Linked DNA regions of Mus musculus: region 1 is linked to region 2. A link is a loop called in an ENCODE intact Hi-C map of the cell type or tissue named here. Cell type or tissue: gastrocnemius. All regions are shown on one strand. Each heading gives the region's core, and the rest is flanking DNA. Links, peaks and the distances in the headings are about the cores only. Region 1 overlaps Mamdc2 (MAM domain containing 2). Region 2 overlaps Trpm3 (transient receptor potential cation channel, subfamily M, member 3).

Region 1 (9,183 bases), core at 1,320-6,319, 390 kb before region 2:
TTTATTGAGCATGTCTTAAGGTAATGTCACTCTACTGTGCCACTAAGTTGCACACAGGAAGCACAGAACTCCTAAATACATGGCTCAGTGACATACCATGGCCATTCTCATGCCTTCACCTGGTTTTTCATGGAACTAAATTAAACATACTCTTCCATTAGGATTGTGTGTGTGTGTGTGTGTGTGTGTGTGTGTGTGTGTGAATGTACACCCACAAGCATGTGTATTTGTTTACTTTGACACTAGCTTAAGTGGTACAGAGTTACACAAAATAAAATACAATAAAGTTTTCCTGCATTGTGGAATGTGAAAAACATCCAATGTAACAATTTTTGTGCCAATGAACAAATGAACGTTACAGAGTTGTGGATTGTCACACATGTGGAGTATTTTTGAATGAGTGTTTCAGGTTTTTATTTTTTTCAATATGTTTTCAAGAAAAATTTGTGACAAGGTCTCAAGTAGCCCAGGCTGGCCTCAGACTCACTAGAAAGTCAAACATGACCTTGAGCTTCGGCCTCTGCCTCCAAAGAGCTGGAACCACAGGCATGCACCACGATTCCCTGCTTTATGTGTATGTTCATTTTCAAAATACCTCAGGTTACTTGTAACTTGTCTAAGAGCATTTTCTTTAATAAGGCTCTGATCTCATCACCTTTTAGATTTGTAGTAGCTTTGCCTTAGAGCATCCAACTCAAAGGCCTATCTCACTGCCAAGAATCTCATTCTCTCATTGTGAGCCTGGTGGAGTCAGGTGCTCTGGAAATGATCAGACTTGTTTGTGGCTTAGTGCAATAAAAGAAAAGATGTCCATCTATTCACTCACAAATATTTGAGCGTCCACCATGTCTGAAACCTTACTCTAAGAACTGGGAATATTGCACTGAACTAAACAGGGAAGGTCTTGTGCAACACAGAAGAGAGAAACAAAGATTAAAGAGGAGAAAATTAGATGACCCATTAAAAGGCAATTAAATGTTACAAAAGCATAATAAATTAAGGTATAGGGAATGAGAGTGCTGAAGGAGCAGGTGAGAGGGGGAGATAGTGACTTGAAGTGGTGAAGTCAGAATAGGTCCAATAGAAAAAGGTAACTTATAAACATATAAGAAAAGGTACCATATAACATATAAGGACTGAGTGAGACATGAGATTATCTCCAGAAGAGTCTGGCAGGTTGTTCAAGGTGCTGACGCAATCCTGAGGCCATCAGCCTAGACTCTGGGCTGAACTAATGGAAGTTTCACACAAAGGCATGGTACAATTTAGCTTTCCAGGTTTGAGAAGATGCCCAGTAAGCAAAAGCACTTGTGAAGTCGTGAGGACCTGCATTTGGATCCCCAGAGCCCAGGGATACAGTAGCATCAGCTTCTGTAATCCCAGCGTTCCTATGGGGAGATGAGAGGCAGAGACTAAAGGATGCCCAGAAGCTCGCAAGGCTGATAATCCGGCACACACTGCAGAAAAACTGCAAATAAACCCTGTGTCAAACCAGATGGAAGGCATGAGCCAACATCTAAGGTTCTGCTCTGCTTCACACATGCACGATGGCAGACGTGCTCACATTGAGACACGCAGGTGTGTGTAAACACACACACGACACACAACATACATACACATATTGAGCATTTAGAAAGATTGCTATAGAAACTGCTGAGGTTAGATTCTAGGGGATAAGGGAAGAGCAGACACCCAAGCCAGGAATCTGCCCCATTAGTCCAAGTGAAATGACTGGACCAGGACACTAGCAGTCCAGGGAATAGAATGGGGCTGTGAATTTATCTTGGAGACAGATAAATTCAGATAAATCCCTTATCCCCCAGGAGTTCTGACAGCCTGCAGGAGGAGAGAGCACAGAGGGGGTAATGCGTGTATGGCTCACATGTTCAGGGCCTGAGCAACTGGAGGAGCTGGGATAGATTTGGGAAGGAGCTATGCTTGGGCTGTTGTGACAAATTAAAGATGGACCGTTTAGAAATGACATATACTTGCTTCTCACAGTTGGGGGAGCTGGGAAGTCCAAGATCAAGGTCCCTGCAGATCTGATGTCTGGGGAGGGCCTTCTTGTTCAGAGGTGACCTTCTCTTCAAGCACCCCTCTCATAGTGTAAGACATGAGTTAGTGTAAGAAGTCCTTGATAAAGATGCTGATCTCATCTGGGGGCTGTCACTGCCCTTATGATGTAATCGCCTCCCAACTTCTCCTCTTCATATGGACACCTTAGGTGCTAGGATTTCAATGTGTGAAGCTGGAGAGAGTACAAAAACATTTGGAATATTATCTGAAGTAGTGAGGTATGTTCTGATGTGATAATAATACCAGTGGTATAATACTGCTGTATTAATCCCTTTCTGTCTATTTAACTGAATCATAAACCATTAAATGAAAAAAATCGTTTTGTGGTCTAATCCTTGCAGCAGTCTATTTTTCTTGGATCATACATACTCTTCAGGATTATAAAACATTTTTCTCAGTACTACAGCCAAAGTGGCTATGTTTCCAGGAATTCTACAAATGAAGAAAATACGCTGGGCTCTTTTTTTTTTTTTAACCATGCCTGCTTTACATTCCTCTCAAGGTTACTACATGTACATCGAAGCCTCCCACATGGTGTATGGACAGAAAGCACACCTTTTGTCCCAGCCTCTGAGAGGCGTCCCTGGGAAACACTGCTTGACGTTTTTCTACCACATGTACGGAGCAGGGACTGGCCTGCTGAGTGTTTATTTGAAAAGGGAAGAAGATAGTGAGGAGTCCCTGTTGTGGAGAAGAAGGGGAGAGCAGAGCATCTCCTGGCTGCGGGCACTGGTTGAATACAGCTGCAGGAGGAGACACCAGGTAAGCCACGAGGGGTGAGATCCAGCAAGGGAGGATGTCCCGAGGCACCTGGTGCTCTCCTGTTGTTTGCTTAAAAAGAGAATAATTTGTCCTTTTTCAGAGTCAGAGATAAAGGCAGGATTAGCTGAAAAGTAAACCTAATTAGCTTGTTATTGATTAACTCTAAGCAGTGAACGGATAATTGGACAGGAAGCTAACGCTTTGGACATTCATGCAGAAAGTGATTGGTTTTTTTTTTACCATTTAAGGATGAAAGGATACCTACTTTATCTTAGTGTGTGGTGAATGTCAAGTACGTTTCTTCCAAAAGGAACTCTTCTTCCTTCTCAATACACTACTGCTGCTCCTAGTACCCATGATCCATTTGCATGTAGGGGCCTTTGTCCTAAGCCTCCACGTATGAGTGTGTATAGCCCATGGTAAGTTTTATAAGCCTCTGTAGGCATGACTATATTGTTGTAGAAGAAACTAGGGGTCCTGATCCCAAGTCCATGGTCATCATCACCCCAGACCCTCAACATTCCATGTGGTATAGAAAAACCCCTGTCCTAGAAGTATACAGCCCTTCCAGTAGGGGGAGCTAAGAAACTGCTCTAGTCTAGAAAAGCACAGGATAGCCAAGGGTTTCACACAGCCACCAAAGGTTGCTCTGAGGTGGCAACCTTCAGACTCCTAACTATTTTCAAAACCACTCTGTAAAATTCTGGTGTGAGCATGCCCTCCAATTAACGCTCCAACTTCTTCTGCAGCTTTGCTTCTGGGTGGTAAACTCCCTAGGCCCAGGCAGCTTTAACCTCTGGCTGGCTGCCTGGTAGAAGCTCAGATCTTCCCGGGAAGAGGTATTCAAAATACAAACTTTTATTTTTTTCTCACCATTCTACAACACAAACTGATTTTCTAAAGATCTAAAGTGAAGATATCACAACTCAAATGGCTGGATAAATTGCCACTCAAGCTTCTACATTAATGGGCAATAAATGACAGGAGGAAGACGCTCTTCTGTCTAGGATGGTCCGCCAGCCAAGCACATATAACTGTTTGGAGATGTATTAGAGAATGGCAGATTGCTCCATGAAGATTTTTTTTATGACTGTTACAGAAGGTACATGGGCCAGATGAAAACTTACTACCATAGTTGAGCATCATCCAGAGATGGCAGATCAATCTTGTTAGGCTCCAGGGAAGTCAGACTCTTCATCAAATGGACCTCAAGGGATGGTCCAGGTACCAGCAGCATCAAAAATACCTGAAAAATAAGTTCACCCAAAATGTTAATTCTCGGGATCCACCTCAGAATGCTAAACCAGAAACATGGGAGGGCTTTGGCGTCCCAGAAATTTATTTTTAATAAACCCAAATGATTCTGATACAAGCTAAAAATAGAAAATCTCCAGACTTAAATGAATCTAATTCTTTGGAAGTGGCATCCAAGCATTGACACACACGTGCATGCATGGGTGTGTGCACATGCCTACGCACATGCGCGCGCGTGCACACACACACACACACACAATTTACAGTATAGACAATTGTGTGTATTGCCTCATGCATGCCAGGCAAGTGTTCCATCACTGAGCTATATACTCTCAGGTCAGTATGTATTCTCAAATGAGAGTGATACACAAATTCTCTTTAAAAATCCAAGAATCAATATATAAGGGTCTTTAAAAAAAATATGCTATGTTTGCTGGGTAGATGATCTTGGAAACTGGTTCTGTTTTTGTTTCAAGAAGTCTAGTTATGTAGCCTAAACCTAAATTAGTCTCCAGCTCAGGGTCTCCTTCTTAAATTCCTATTGCTGGGATTCTACCACCACACACAGCTTGAAGAACTTTTTTTTAAAAAGATTTATTTATTTATTATATGTAAGTACACTGTAGCTGTCTTCAGACACTCCATAAGAGGGAGTCAGATCTCATTACAGATGGTTGTGAGCCACCATATGGTTGCTGGGATTTGAACTCAGGACCTTCGGAAGAGCAGTCAGTGCTCTTAACCGCTGAGCCATCTCTCCAGCTCCTTGAAGAACTTTTAAACATAGCCCACAGCAAAGCCTCCGAGCTGCCATTTTGGAATGTTGTAGTTCAAAGAGTGTGAAACACTTTATAGAGACTTTCAGTTCACAGTCTAGAAGGAACACTCTGGAGTAGACCGCCCCTTTGGCTGATAATGGAACAGGTGATCATTTTCTTCAGCTGTTCCTAGTGCTCACTGCAGGAATCCCACATAACTGTAGGGGAACTAGGCTACATTCTACTGTTTAATAAAATACAGACACAGTCATGTGCATAGCCTGGCCATCTGTTATGCAGTGGGTACTTAGACTGCTAAGAGCTGTATATACGTTGTTCCAATTAATGCCATAGTCCCTTATAGATAGAGAAAAGTTGATGCTGGTAGAGAACTCACACCCCTGTCTGCCCAGTACCAAAGCCCGTTTCCATAACCACAGTTCTACACTGTCCGCTGCCCCGCAGAACAACTTCCAGATTCTCCTTATTCCCTTAAGGTCACAAGCATCAAGTGACCTTGGACAAGCCTTATCTGTGTTGGGATAGTTTCTAAATCTTCAAAACGGGTAAATAATTCCCATCATGCTGTCACCAGCAGAGTCAAAGCTGGCATTAAATGAGATTGTGTATGTGTGTGTGAAAAGGTTTTTTATAAATTTCAATGTACCAAACGATTTTAAAATGTCTCACTGTTTTTAAAAACCACATCTTCTTCTCAGGTTTCCCTGGAATCTAGTTCTCACCTCCGTGGCAGACTGACATTCTCAATAGCTGTATCAGGCATCCAGATTGAGTTCTTGTGGTTTTGTATAAGATACCTCATTTTAATAAATATCAATTGACCTCAGGCATGTAATATATGCCAAATTTCTGCAATAAATATAATGTGGCAGTCTTTTTTTTTTTTTTTGAGTTTATGTTCTTGTAGGAGAGTGATTTAAAAAAAAAAAAAACACACTAAACTCTAAGCTGGGGGCTGGAGAGATGCCTCAGCAGTGAAGAGCACTTTATGTCTTCCAAAGAACGTGAGTCTGCTTCCAGCACCCTTGTTGGGTGGTTCTACACATCCTGCAACTCCACTTCCAGGATCTGACACCCTCTCCTAGCTTCCATATGTGCATGCACACAGACACACACATAGACTTACACACGTACACATAAATGAAAAACTTTAATTTATTTATTTATGTATTTATTTAAGCTAAAATTAGATAATACAATGCCAATGCCAATAGAAATAAATCCTTTTGAATGGACAGTAACAGAGTTGACTAAAGGATAGCTAACCTGGATGTGACAAGGGAAGTGATGGAATAATAAGTTGTTGGTCAAAGCCCATGATGTTTTAGCTAGACAAAAAGACCTATTGTACAACAGAGTGACTCCAGTCAATAACAATGTATTATATATTCCAAAATGACTAGGCAAGTAGATTTTAAATTTATCATCATCAGAAAATGATGAACCAAACAATGATCTGCCTGATTTAATCTTTGTGTATTATTAACATATATTGAAATGTCATGTTGAACCTTTAAAGATATAGAAGGATGGTTTGCCTAATAAAAATAATATTAATTGGAGGGAACGCGAGAGAGAGAGAGAGAGAGAGAGAGAGAGAGAGAGAGAGAGAGAGATATGATTAGGTGATAAAGCCAACAGAGTACTGGGATACTTTTTTTTATTAGGTATTTTCTTCATTTACATTTCAAATGCTATCCAGAAAGCCCCCATACCCACCCCCTACCCTGATCCCCAACCCACCCACTCCTGCTTCCTGGCATGTGATCATATGCCCCAGTACTGGGATACTTTTAGAAAGCTTCACAGGACATGGTAAGCGTTTTGAAATTATTCCAGAAGCAGTGGGAACCTGGCAGGTGGATTTAAGGTAACGATCTGCTTCTCAGCAGTAGCTCTAGCAGCTACGTGGAGAGCACAGCACTAGAGGAGGCGGGATACTTGGGCCCTCGAACTCTGGTCCTGGTAAGAGCACCAGGCTGGTTAGGAAGCAGCCGTAAGAAGTCATCAGAAGCCTACAGAATCTTGCTTTGTCTCCCTTCCGAGATGCAGCCAAGGCTGACCCTGGGCTCATGAGCCTTTCTTTGCCTTCCAAATGCTGTGGTTCGGGAACATTAAACCACCATGCCCACCTCTACTTTGTTGCCTTAGTCTTGGTAATTTTGACCTGTTTTTTCTTGACCAAAAGAAGTACCCATTGGTTCTATTTCCTAGGTCTTTTTTTTTTTTTTTTTTTTTTTTTTTTTTGGTTTTTCGAGACAGGGTTTCTCTGTATAGCCCTGGCTGTCCTGGAACTCACTCTGTAGACCAGGCTGGCCTCGAACTCAGAAATCCGCCTGCCTCTGCCTCCCAAGTGCTGGGATTAAAGGCGTGCGCCACCATGCCCGGCTCTATTTCCTAAGTCTTTAGGACCAAATAACTTAAGAAAAGGTATATCCTAATGACTTAGTAGCCATTTCACATGTAGATGTGTGTGTATATATATATATATATATATATATATACATATATATATATATATATATATATATGCTGTGTAATGTGCAAACCAGCCAAGGTTTCAGATCTTGTGAAAGTTAGACCGGTCTACATATACTACCTTCATTAAAGTTCTGTACAAAGTTTTACATTATACTTGCTTTTAATTATAGCTGCTACCAAAACCTCCACTATATAATGATGTTATCAAAAGGAATATAGGCCCATCTAATGTTGGCTCTTTGAATGACTTTCAACTAGTAGTTCCCACAGTATTGCTAAAAGTTGAATAATTTTATCTGAAATTTCAAAATATCCTCCAGCATCCTTGTAAATACACTTGGATGTCTTAGCCTGCAGTTTGGGAACCAATCACATATCTAATTTAATCCTACATTTATTGTAGTTGTTCTGTACATAAATATGTTTATTCTTTGCTACAGGATAGGGTTGGTTAGACTTAAAGCCCAAAGACAAGCCAGAATAATCTTGTACGTGAATCAAAAAAAAAAAAAAAAAAAAAAAGGTTTGCTGCCACATATCTACAGCAATAACAGAGAAGTCACAGATATAGCACATGGCTGTCACTCAGATATTAAGGAAATTCATAATAGGTTTATAAAGTCCAGAGTTTGGCCAAAACACAAATTATTCAGAATATCATTCCATCAGATCTTGTCTATTTAATAATTTGAATCCTAAAACCAGATTGATTGCTGGTGTTCCGAAAACTGAAGTGTTTATTAATCGCACTCAGATAATGTTCTATGCAGATGCACTAGAACGTTTTACCCCCTTTTCTTGCCACTGATTTTGATCCTTGCTTAGCGTTGTCTATAAATTAGAGTTATCTAGAGAAATGGAACTCTGAAGGATGGGCAGGCAGATGGTCGGAAAGACCAAAGGAAAGAGAAGAGTTTACTATAGAAATGGGTTAAGAATTTCCATGACAGGTAACATGCCATCTGGGGAACCAGGAAAGCTATAGCACAGCTGTGTCTATATCTGAAAACAGGAAATAATGGTTCAACCTTCAGGAAAACCTGAAGCCTCAGCTGATATGAGTCTTGGAGACCAGAAGCCCCAGAGCCTAGCATTTAGTGCCCAGCAGCTAGAGGTGATCCCTGCTCAGTGCCAAAAGCAAGAGAACCCACTCTTCCTCTACCTCTACCCACACTGAATAAAGGCCGTGAGGCCTAATCTGGGCCATTGCTTCAACAGCCAATCTTTTACATAAAGTCCTCCACGGTCATGCCCAGAAACAATGCCTTGTAGCCACATTGGTGCCCCGAGCCCAGAAAAGTTCTTGCTTAAAATTAACCATTATATGTTATGTCCTTAGAAAGGTTTCTTGACCTTATTTTATTATGTCTATTATTAAAGCTTCATTAATTTCAAGATAATTACATAAACTTATTAATAATTCCATTTGTATTCTTAACTTGGTGTAGCTTTACTAAAACTAGCTTAGGGGTTTTTCTTTTACTTTAATCTAAAGCTTAAACTAATCTAATGACACAGATAGATGGAGCAAGTATGTCTTCTGGAGAGCTGTCATTACCCACAAACCTCTCTGGAGGATTCAGTCACTTATTCGCCATTATTGGAACATCCTTAGAGATGGTGATCTATTTTTCTAGACCAAGAATATTTGATTCATTGTTTCCTGCAAAGACTCATGAAACAGAGCACACCTTGCCCACATCTCATTAGGCTATGCCTTTGGTGTTATGGTATTGAACATAAGTGAATCTCTATCTTTTGGTCAATTTAATTATTAAACTTCCCCACCTGCTGCCAGCACTAAAGGTAAATCCAGTGGAAGACTAAAGAA
Region 2 (9,183 bases), core at 1,359-6,358:
CTTGCTTACCATTTTCCCAATCATCATCACATATGGGCCCAGATACTTGTTCACGCCGAAGATGTCCAGCAAACGGATATACCAATAAATGATGTTCACACAGTAGATGACCCTCCCGTCACTCCTGAAGGGCTGATCTTGAAGACGAAGGATCATTCCCACCGAGAAGAGAAGGATGGCGATGAGGTCTGTGACGTTCCAGTACTCCTGAAGCCACACCTTCACCTTCTGCAGCAGCTTGCCCGGCTCCGACATCAGGATCTACGAGGCAGCAGAGAGGGCTTAGGTCTGGCTTCTCCTATACTTTCAGCTCAGCTGGTAAGTGCTTTCTTTGTCCGTTAGTGGACATAGGAGGCTATCTGGCTACTCGAATACCTGTATGCTACAAATTTACAATTGAGCTAAGCTTAGGTCATCCAGGTGCACACAGTCTGGAAGCAGATGTAAACAACAGGTTTGATCCTTGGTATTGTCTGGCAATTCTGAGGCACTGCAGGCTTTTGCTACAACATTATGTATTCCCAACACATTGCAGAGCTACAAAATCTTTATCTCAGTAAACAGCTCTTCAGCACTGAAGGACATGGGCCACTCCTACAGGACACCTCCCATTCCTCTCTTGCATCACCTGCAAGTACAACCCCATTAATGGCTTCTCTCCACCCCCATGGTTGCCACTGAAGTCTAAGTCCCATTAGATAAGGCACATGGTGGCACCGATTTTCTAATGGCATGCCTGTCGTCACTGTGGCCACCAGCCTACCATTTATTTCCTGAGCAACAACACACAATGTGCTCTTTAAAAACCTAAACCATGACATCGTTGGTGATTAGAGTTGTATGTGTAAGCAAAGGACCATCAAACAGCACTTCAGCATGGGTTCCTTTCATTACAGGTAAATTATACTGCATTTCCTAAGCTATCTATCTAGCTAGAGAGATAAAGAGGGAGTTGGTGTGAACCAGGAGTAAATGGCTGAGTTCCTCTTCTGCGCCATCACTGCTAAGCCATCCCTTAACACGGGCCTTAGAATCCTGGGATCTAGTAGACCAGTGGTTCTCAGCCTTCCTGATGCTGTGACCCTTTAATACAGTCCTTCATGTTGTAGTGACCCTCTCAACCATAGCATCATTTTTTGTTGCCACTTCATAACTGCAATTTTGCTACTGCTATGAATCATAATACAAATATCTGCATTTTCTGAGGGTCTTAGGCAACCCCTGTGAAAGGGTCATTCTACCCTCAAGGGGGGGAACAAAACCCACAGGCTGAGAACCACTGCAGTAGAGCATCATGGGAGAGTGGAAAGGGAAGTGAATTTCAGACGACCCAAGAGGTTTCAGACCTAGCTCACTTTTTTCTGGTTGTGGCATACCAAACAATTGCTCAATCTTGTTTCCCAGACCTGTAAACGGGGGTGGGGGGGGTGGGAGGGTGGGTGGTGGGTGGATGTGATGATCATGGCTGCCGCTGCCCTCATAGACTTGTGGGAGAACTGGGTGAGATAATGTCTACTAAGGCTCGCTGTAAACAGTTCCATAGTATTAAGGGCTTACTGTGGCCCGGCTCTGGTGACTACATGCAGAAGTATGCGCTAAAGAGAATGGGAAGGCAGCACATGAAACCACAGCCTTCCTCGTGTTTGCTTGGGAGGCACGGAAGCATGCAAAATTTTCCATCCTTCCAGGATCTAGCATCTGAGTTCCCAAGGGCTTGTGTACCAACCACGAGGAGGCAGGAAGGCCAGTGCTTGTGGGAGTTGTCACCCATTCCATAGTTGAGCCCTTCCTTACAGAGTTCAAAGTAAAGACATGGGGGTAGGGGGAAAGGCGACCTCACCAGTTGCAGAGAAAAAGGTCAGGCACACACACAAAAATGGCCACAACCTCACTTCCCCACATCTTCCTCAGAGACAAGCACTCTTCAGCTGACCCGGTCCTGACCCGGCATCGGAAGCCCCACCCTGCCTGCCGTGACGCGCAGCTTCCTAAGAAATGGATAGCCAGGGCTGGAGGTTGCTGGCCGCCTGCCCACTTGGCAGCTAATCCAGAACAGTCCGCGGAGTACAGGCTGCTCCCTGTCTTCTTCCAGCCTCGTCCTGGACAGACTCCAGTCTCCACACTCCAGTCTTTCCCTCCTCTGCTTGTGATGGGGAAGGAATATGTGGCTGGGTATTGAGTCTCCAGAATACTGGCTGGCATCACAAGGCGGCAGGGCTCCTAGCGGAAGCGGGCTCAGTTCTCAGAGCTACACAAAGTCCCAGGCAAATTTATTTCTGTTTTTTCAGCTTACAAGTCCATGGTACTGTTCAAGAAACGGAAGGCCCTCTGAATGGCAGAACCCAGTGCAGAGAATTGGCCGCACCAACACAGACATCTTCCTACCTTGGTCCCCTAGTCATTTAATCCAGTCTCTAATCAGACTGAGACTTGTACACCACTCTCAAGCTTCTGGGATGGGGGAATGCTAATTAGAATGAAAATAGCACCCAAACAGCTCCAGAGAAAGGTGCTGAATGCAAAGTGTGTGTGTGTGTGTGTGTGTGTGTGTGTGTGTGTGTGTATGTAAATCTCAGTGCAGTTAAGTTTAATAGATAGCACATCTTTCTTCTTTGGAAACCATCCCAGAGATGAAATTCAGTCTGTGAAGCTGTCTGGGTGACGAAGGTGGGCTTGTAGGTTTTAACAACTGGCCCTGCCTCCCTCCGTACCCACCCACTGTAATGAAGAAACCAGGATTGTTCCGGGGCTCCCAGAACCGCAGCCTTGACAGGAACGGTTCCTACTGAAACGGCCCCGCCCACTCACTGCAGCTCCAGGGAACAAGCAGAGGAGTCGCTTCACCTTGCTGTCTTCCTTCCGGGCAGGTTTTCTCTGGTGAGGTTGGAGTTTGTGGAGCGCACTGGGCAGGATTGCTGCGCCCTCTTGTGGACTGTTTCTTGACCACAGAGCTTTTAGAAGCTTGGACTCAAAAGGGCGGCTGGGGTTAGCTATTCTTTTTCTTTTTTCTTTTTTCCTTTTTCTTTTTTCTTTCTTTCTTTTTTTGTTTCTTGTTGTTTTCCTTCTCTCTCTCTTTCTCTCTCTCCTTTTCTCTTCTTTCCTTTCCTTTTCTTTTCTTTTCTTTTCTTTTCTCTTCTCTTCTCTTCTCTTCTTTCTTTCTCTTTAAAACTTAAGTGTTTGGAGCAGTACTAAGTTTGCAGAAGGCACTTTCCATGGTAAGTGTGGATCCCTACAAAGGGTCTTAAGTGGTGGATTGATGTTGACACATTATCACTCAGAGACTACAGTTCACATCAGGGTACACTCTATGGGTTTGAACCTATGTGGAACAATTTGAATCCATCACTAGAAAGGCGTACAAAGAATTTTTGTGCCCTTAGAAGCCCTAGCCTTCACCTACCATCATTCCAAAGTCCTACCCCGGCAACCACCTATCTCACTGGTCCCATAGTGCTCCCCCACAAGTTTCCCCAGAACTTCATGTCTGGAATCATAAAGAATATATCCTGTTCAGATTTTTTTCTTTTTATGATTACACACCTACATTTTCCCATAGCCTCATGACTCATTTCTTTTTTAGCACTGAATAAAATATCCTGTCCATGTGGTTAGCTTTGACTTCAAACATGTCACACAGGGGTGGGCATTTCTTAGGCTGTCTGGTGGTAGGTGAGGAGAGAACTACTACATCCTCAACTTGAAATACCACAACTGTGTGTCCAGCCTCCATGATGCTCCCTAGGGGTGGAAGGCTGGCGGACGATCAGCATGTGCAGGATAGACATCAAGAAGGAACCAACTCAAAAACAAACTGAACAAAAGGATACATGCAGAGGAGTTGTTTCTCCCTGCTCACCGTGTGGGTTCTGGGCATTGAACTCAGGGAACTGTGCTTGATGGCGAGTTGCTGAAATACATTTGGAGAGGTGACACTGGATTGGTGGACAATGCCCAAGGAGATCCCAAGTAAGAGGCTGAGATGGGAGTTAAGAATAGCAAAATTTACAGCGTCATCCTCACAGGGATGAGAAGACAGAGGTGTAAATGATATCGAAGCCCACTGGAGAACTCTTGGAGCAAAAAGCATGTAAGCAGGAAATAGACTTAATTGCTCTAGGATACCTCTCTAGGTTTGACACAGAGGAGAGCAGCAGCCCTTAGCAACTCTCCAGAACACAGTTTGGGGCTTAATTTGGACCCCACGTTCCCCTCTTGGCTCTCCCTCGCCAGAGTCGATGAGCCAACATCTCCCTTCCGTTTTCATTTATTTATTATTTCATTTATTTATTATTTCATTTTGTTACCTCTCTCATCTTCTCTATTCCCAGAGTGAAAATGTAGGAGATGACAATCCATTCCTGAGTGGAAGGCCAGCGCTCCATCTTCACTAACACGATGTAGTTGAAGAGCATCAGGTATCCAATATACGCCAGCTGTAAGGAAATACAATACAGTAAGTAGTCTAACTGCAGAGGCCTGGGAGCGGGGCCCCGGGTGAGCCCGCTGCACTGTGGCAGCACAGAGCAAGGTCAGCAAGCAGGGAACCCATGGCAAAGGAGATGTAGAGTCTTAGATACCAAAAAATATTAGTTTTCTGTGTGCATTCCTGTGGGGCCCGAGGACAGTTCACAGAAGCTGCTCTTTCTATCCACCATGTGGGTTCTGAGGAGCGAACACAGGTCGCTGGGCTGATGGCAAGATTCCTTACCTGCTCAGCCATCTCTGCCCCACGTAGGTTTAAAATAGGCTATCATAGTTAAAATCATTTGGTTTTTGAAGTTAGTTGTGACCCTGATACGTGCCTCTGGGGCCCAACCTTGGAGCTTTCTGTCACTGTGTATGAATCTGTGTGCCTGTCACCAGCTGTTGGGATGTGTGTATGTGTTCATGTGTGTATATCTTCATGTATATGTGTTCATGTGTATGTATGTTCACGTGTTTGTGTTCATGTGTGTGTTCATGTGTATGTATGTTCATGTGTGTGTGTTCATATGTGTGTATGCTCATGTGTATGTGTTCACGTGTGTGTGTGTGTGTGTGTGTGTGTGTGTGTGTGTGTTTTTGTATGTGTTCTGGTGTTCTGACTTAGAAAAGAACCTGTCCTATCAGGGCTGTTCTTGCTTACGTATAGACTTGGCTTTCCATGCTAGGGTGACACTTACTTTCAAATGTTATTAATTTTTAAATTATTGTTGAAAAATTATTTCTAAAACATTACAAATGTATACTTAATCCTCCCCCCCATACCTGCCAGGTAGATTAATGCCCACCAGAAAGAAAGGAAGACAGCGATATACTTATAAGTTGGTCAAACTACAGTGTAAATTGACTAGACGTAATCTCCAGGCTCCACTTCTGCTCTCTCCTGAGTTTATAATGTCTTCCTGGTGTTTATGACCTGCAGTGGTCAGCTTCTTTACCTGTTTTCCACTGTATTGTCATCTTGTCCTACCATGGTTGGAATATTCCAGTTTGCTTTCTGCTTCTTTGAAATAAACCAAGAGAAAATAAAGCAGTTTATGGGAAGGCCTGGGGTGTGTGGCCTGCTGTGTACCAGAGTGGATCAAATCCTCCTGAGGCTCCAGCATCTGGAGTTTGAGTCCTGATGTGACTGGCTGAAATGCTAGTTATGAGTTATACTCCTCAGGGCCAAGGCTTGGAGTCTGTTCCTGAAAGATTCACTGATGTCAACGTGGGAAGGAAGGAATTTGTGGCGCTCTTGCATAAGAAAATTTACCCCAAGGGGAATGGCAGTTGAGCGAAACCTCCTGTAGGCCATGCTCCTAGATGAGCAAGGCCCTGACTGGCCTCAGGGGCTGTGGACGGGAACCCAGAGTGAGCTGATCCCAATCTGTATGCCTTGATGGGTCATGTGGCAAACTACAGGGCAGACTGTGGGTAGGAGGACTGCAGATTTGAGGAGCTGAAGACATTGGGTGACCTTGGGGCTGTAAAGGCAAGTTATGTGGCAGAAGCCACAGCCTAGCTAGGAGATATGAGATGTGGAACCATAGAGATGTTGTCTTATCTACCAATGGGCTCTTTCCTTCATTTTATAACTTGAGTAGACTTTTAATGTGAATCAACGGTACCCCTGACACCACCATTATATCTTGACACTCGTCTAGGTACAACTGTGGCACAGACAAAGACAAAACCTCAAACCAAAAGTGGCTTGGGTGATTCCAGTGATCATCTTATGGAGGTGCCAAGGCCGAGAGCCACTGGCCAGGGTACTTGTGAGGCAAAAGCATTGGAGCTAAAAATTGTCTGAGTTGAATCAGTGGGGACCAAGAGGATCAAGGAATTCAAATGGTGGGAATGTTGAGCACCAATGAAGAAGCCAAGGCTTGGAAAGCTAAGTAGGGCCAGTGTTCATCCAAGAGATGCTTAATTCTTTACACAATTCCTCCCATCAGTTTCTCCTATGCTTGGACCAGGAATCTGCTAACATTTGCAAAAGTCCACAGGGTGGTTGTGTAGGCCAAGAGGGTTTGTTTGTTGTTGGTTTTTGTGTGTGTGTGTGCTCATAATTAACTTTATTTTGTTTTAGCACATGTGTGGCCAGGTATAATAAACACTGAAATTTTTGAACTCCATATTTCACAAGCTATTCTATTATTTTTAAAGCTATTTCAATCTTTTTTTTTTTTAAAGGTAAAAACAAAACTAACAAACAAAGCCAAGCTGGGGCTGTAGCTTGGTGGTATAACACTTGCCTAACACGCCTCAGGCACTGGATTTGAGGCATGGCACTATAGAATAAATGAAATAAAAAAGAAAGAAAAAGAGCTTTAGTTTGTAGACCATAGGAGCAGAGTTTCTTTCTGGCTCTAGTTTTTTATTCCATTTTTGGTTGTGTCAACTGAATCAGAAGAATAGAAGGAAAAGGGCAGATGTGGGCATGCAAAGGAGGTACAGATGTTCTATTGATGAAGCTGCTGTTAGCCTCAGGGAGGTCATTTGCGAAGCATCTGGAACCTTGCTTAAACATAGTCTGCTCTATAAGTGATGCTTGTGGTGCTGAGTGGACAGATGACTCTGGCCCTGACTGCCTCTCTGAAATGTGACTTAAGCTAGAATAATAACACTAGTTACTCCCACACTGTACTCACCGGTCCAAAGACTATTGTAAGTGCTTTATGTACTTCACATTAATCTTCATAAAGTAGGTGGTATTATTATCCATATCTTATAGAAGCGAGGGACAGAATGCGTAAGTAACTTGTATGGTGTCACATACACAGCACAGAGGGACACAGGTGGACCTATTTGTAGTCACAGCTCTGCTGCACTGTAAAAATGCAAGCTGGGCTTTTGAATGTCTGTTATTCTATGATGGAGATTATTTCATAATGTCAATGAATTTGAAAATTTATTTTATTAAAATGAATATACATGTAATATGTGCGTTTTTTTTTTTTAATTCTCTCATACTGTTTAGATCATCCTTTACAGTAACGGCTTTTCATCAGTGTTAGTTTTTAATCCTACAAATGCTTGGAAACATTTTGGCTGTCCTTCTTAAAGGACAGACTGTGATACTGGCATCTGGTGGGCGCAGACCAGGGATGCTGCGGCACGACAAAGATTTATCCTAGCAAAAAATATCACCAGTGCTGAGGATGTAAGGTTTTTCTTTCTAGGCGGTGTTAAATATTAGCATGCTGGACTGCACAGGAAGCAACTTACACGGTTGTTTGAGCTTTTCTTGTGCTCGGACCTAGATTATCCTGTCCTTGATTCTAATGACTGCTCTGCAGCTGGCTGTGGGAGAATCTAAAAATACAGACACATTGTCCTTTATCTATGTCACTCTAGTGGGCTGGACAGAATTAGAGATGGTTAGGCCAACAGTTCATGCTAAGCTTCAGTGGTTCTTAACCTGTGGGTCAGGACCCCATCGGAAATGCCAGATTTTTACATCACAATTCACACCAGTAGCAAGACTGCAGCTAACGAAGCGGCAACAAAATTAATTTACGTTTGGGGGCCACCACCACTAGAGGAACTGTGTTAAAGGTCCACAGCATCAGGCAGGTTGAGAACCACTGGAAAATGTCATTGGAAAGGAGAAAGAAAATGCAACTATGTCTCTTTCGACCACAGCAGACGCCACTTCAGGGACAGCCCATGGCTTTGCAGGCAGGAAGTGTATGTAGGGTGTGATTCCTGGAGAATGCTTGCCAGGACTGGAGGTTTTCTTGCTTTGAGCTGCATGCTGTTTAGTTGTGTCTGAGTGAGAAAGTGTGACAGACTGGAAGTTGTGACTTATAGACAGTCTGTCCATAGAGGTGCTCCATCTACGCTGGACTTCAACCTGACCCACCAAAGGTTTCCCTGAAAGCCCAGGAAGGGTTCCTGAAATGGCTACCCTGTCCTAGATCTCAACAAAGGAGGATGTTCTGAAAGAAGACATCTGTTTTCATGTTGAGCTAAACCCATACGCGTCTCACATCTGTTTCTATGACTCCTCATCTCTGTCAGTTCCTTTACCTTCTGTCACAAGGAGAATGGAATCTGCCCACCAAAGTCCACAAACTTTGTGAAGCTACTGGAAAACCATGGTCACAGAGCTTACACATGTGGCATTTAAATGCCGCTCGGTGAAAACCACACAGGTGCCTGAACCAGGGACACCCGCTCTGGTGTCGAGCCACTTGGAAAGGGAGAAGGAAAAGTGCTTACAGTGTAGAACCAGAACTTCACGATGGGTGCGTTGTAGAACTCATAGATTTTTCGGCCCACGGGGATTAGCCGGTGCCTGCTTTGAACTTCTTCTTCATCTTTCTTTCTGGATGATTCCCCATTGCTTCGCCCCAACATTGCCTATAGTGGGAGAGAACAGAGACCATCATGGCTGGGCTCTTGAGAGACCATATTGTAGACGGGGAATAGATCCTCATGGCACCTGAAAGCTCACAGAACCCAAGAGTATAAGCCCAATACCCCAGACATATAAAGGCATGTGTGCGTTTGTACTATATTAGTATAAACTGTGTGTCTCTTCTGCTGAAAATGGAAGGCTTGGGGGATATGTCTTGAGCTTTCTTTTCTTTTATGACCTAGACCTTCTGGTCAAGGTAGGCAGTAGAATACACATCGAGTTCTGAAAGGAATCATAAGCAGTGCTGGGGAAGGCCAGGCTATGGGAGTCTGTCCTAATTCTGTGACTTTCGTTGC

What was found. Hi-C counts contacts between places; a loop is a spot of excess contacts. Peaks named below come from ENCODE experiments on the same cell type or tissue, not always from the same donor. Only the 100,000 strongest peaks of a DNase experiment are listed, where the experiment ranks them.
Region 1: it touches region 2 in a loop (2.5-fold over the local background); 4 of 42 quality-filtered maps call a loop at or near these places.

The regions. Positions count from the first base shown.
Region 1 is chr19:23,304,417-23,313,599 of GRCm38, reverse strand. It overlaps Mamdc2 (MAM domain containing 2), which reads left to right. Exons shown (of 14, transcript NM_174857.3): 12 at 2,579-2,838. Gm41821 (a long non-coding RNA gene) reads right to left here. Exons shown (of 3, transcript XR_877770.2): 3 at 3,946-4,084. Among named protein-coding and RNA genes, the nearest start is that of Gm41821, 9.1 kb to the right of the region's middle. In gastrocnemius, for the core only: a CTCF peak has its summit at 3,416 (motif pointing right); no DNase peak of the experiment used is centred there.
Region 2 is chr19:22,909,681-22,918,863 of GRCm38, reverse strand. It overlaps Trpm3 (transient receptor potential cation channel, subfamily M, member 3), which reads right to left. Exons shown (of 26, transcript NM_001362491.1): 19 at 8,689-8,829; 20 at 4,305-4,433; 21 at 10-261. Among named protein-coding and RNA genes, the nearest start is that of Gm52388, 12 kb to the left of the region's middle. In gastrocnemius, for the core only: no CTCF peak of the experiment used is centred there; DNase peaks (open chromatin) are centred at 2,040, 2,871 and 3,773; H3K4me3 peaks cover 1,461 bases; H3K27ac peaks cover 3,976 bases.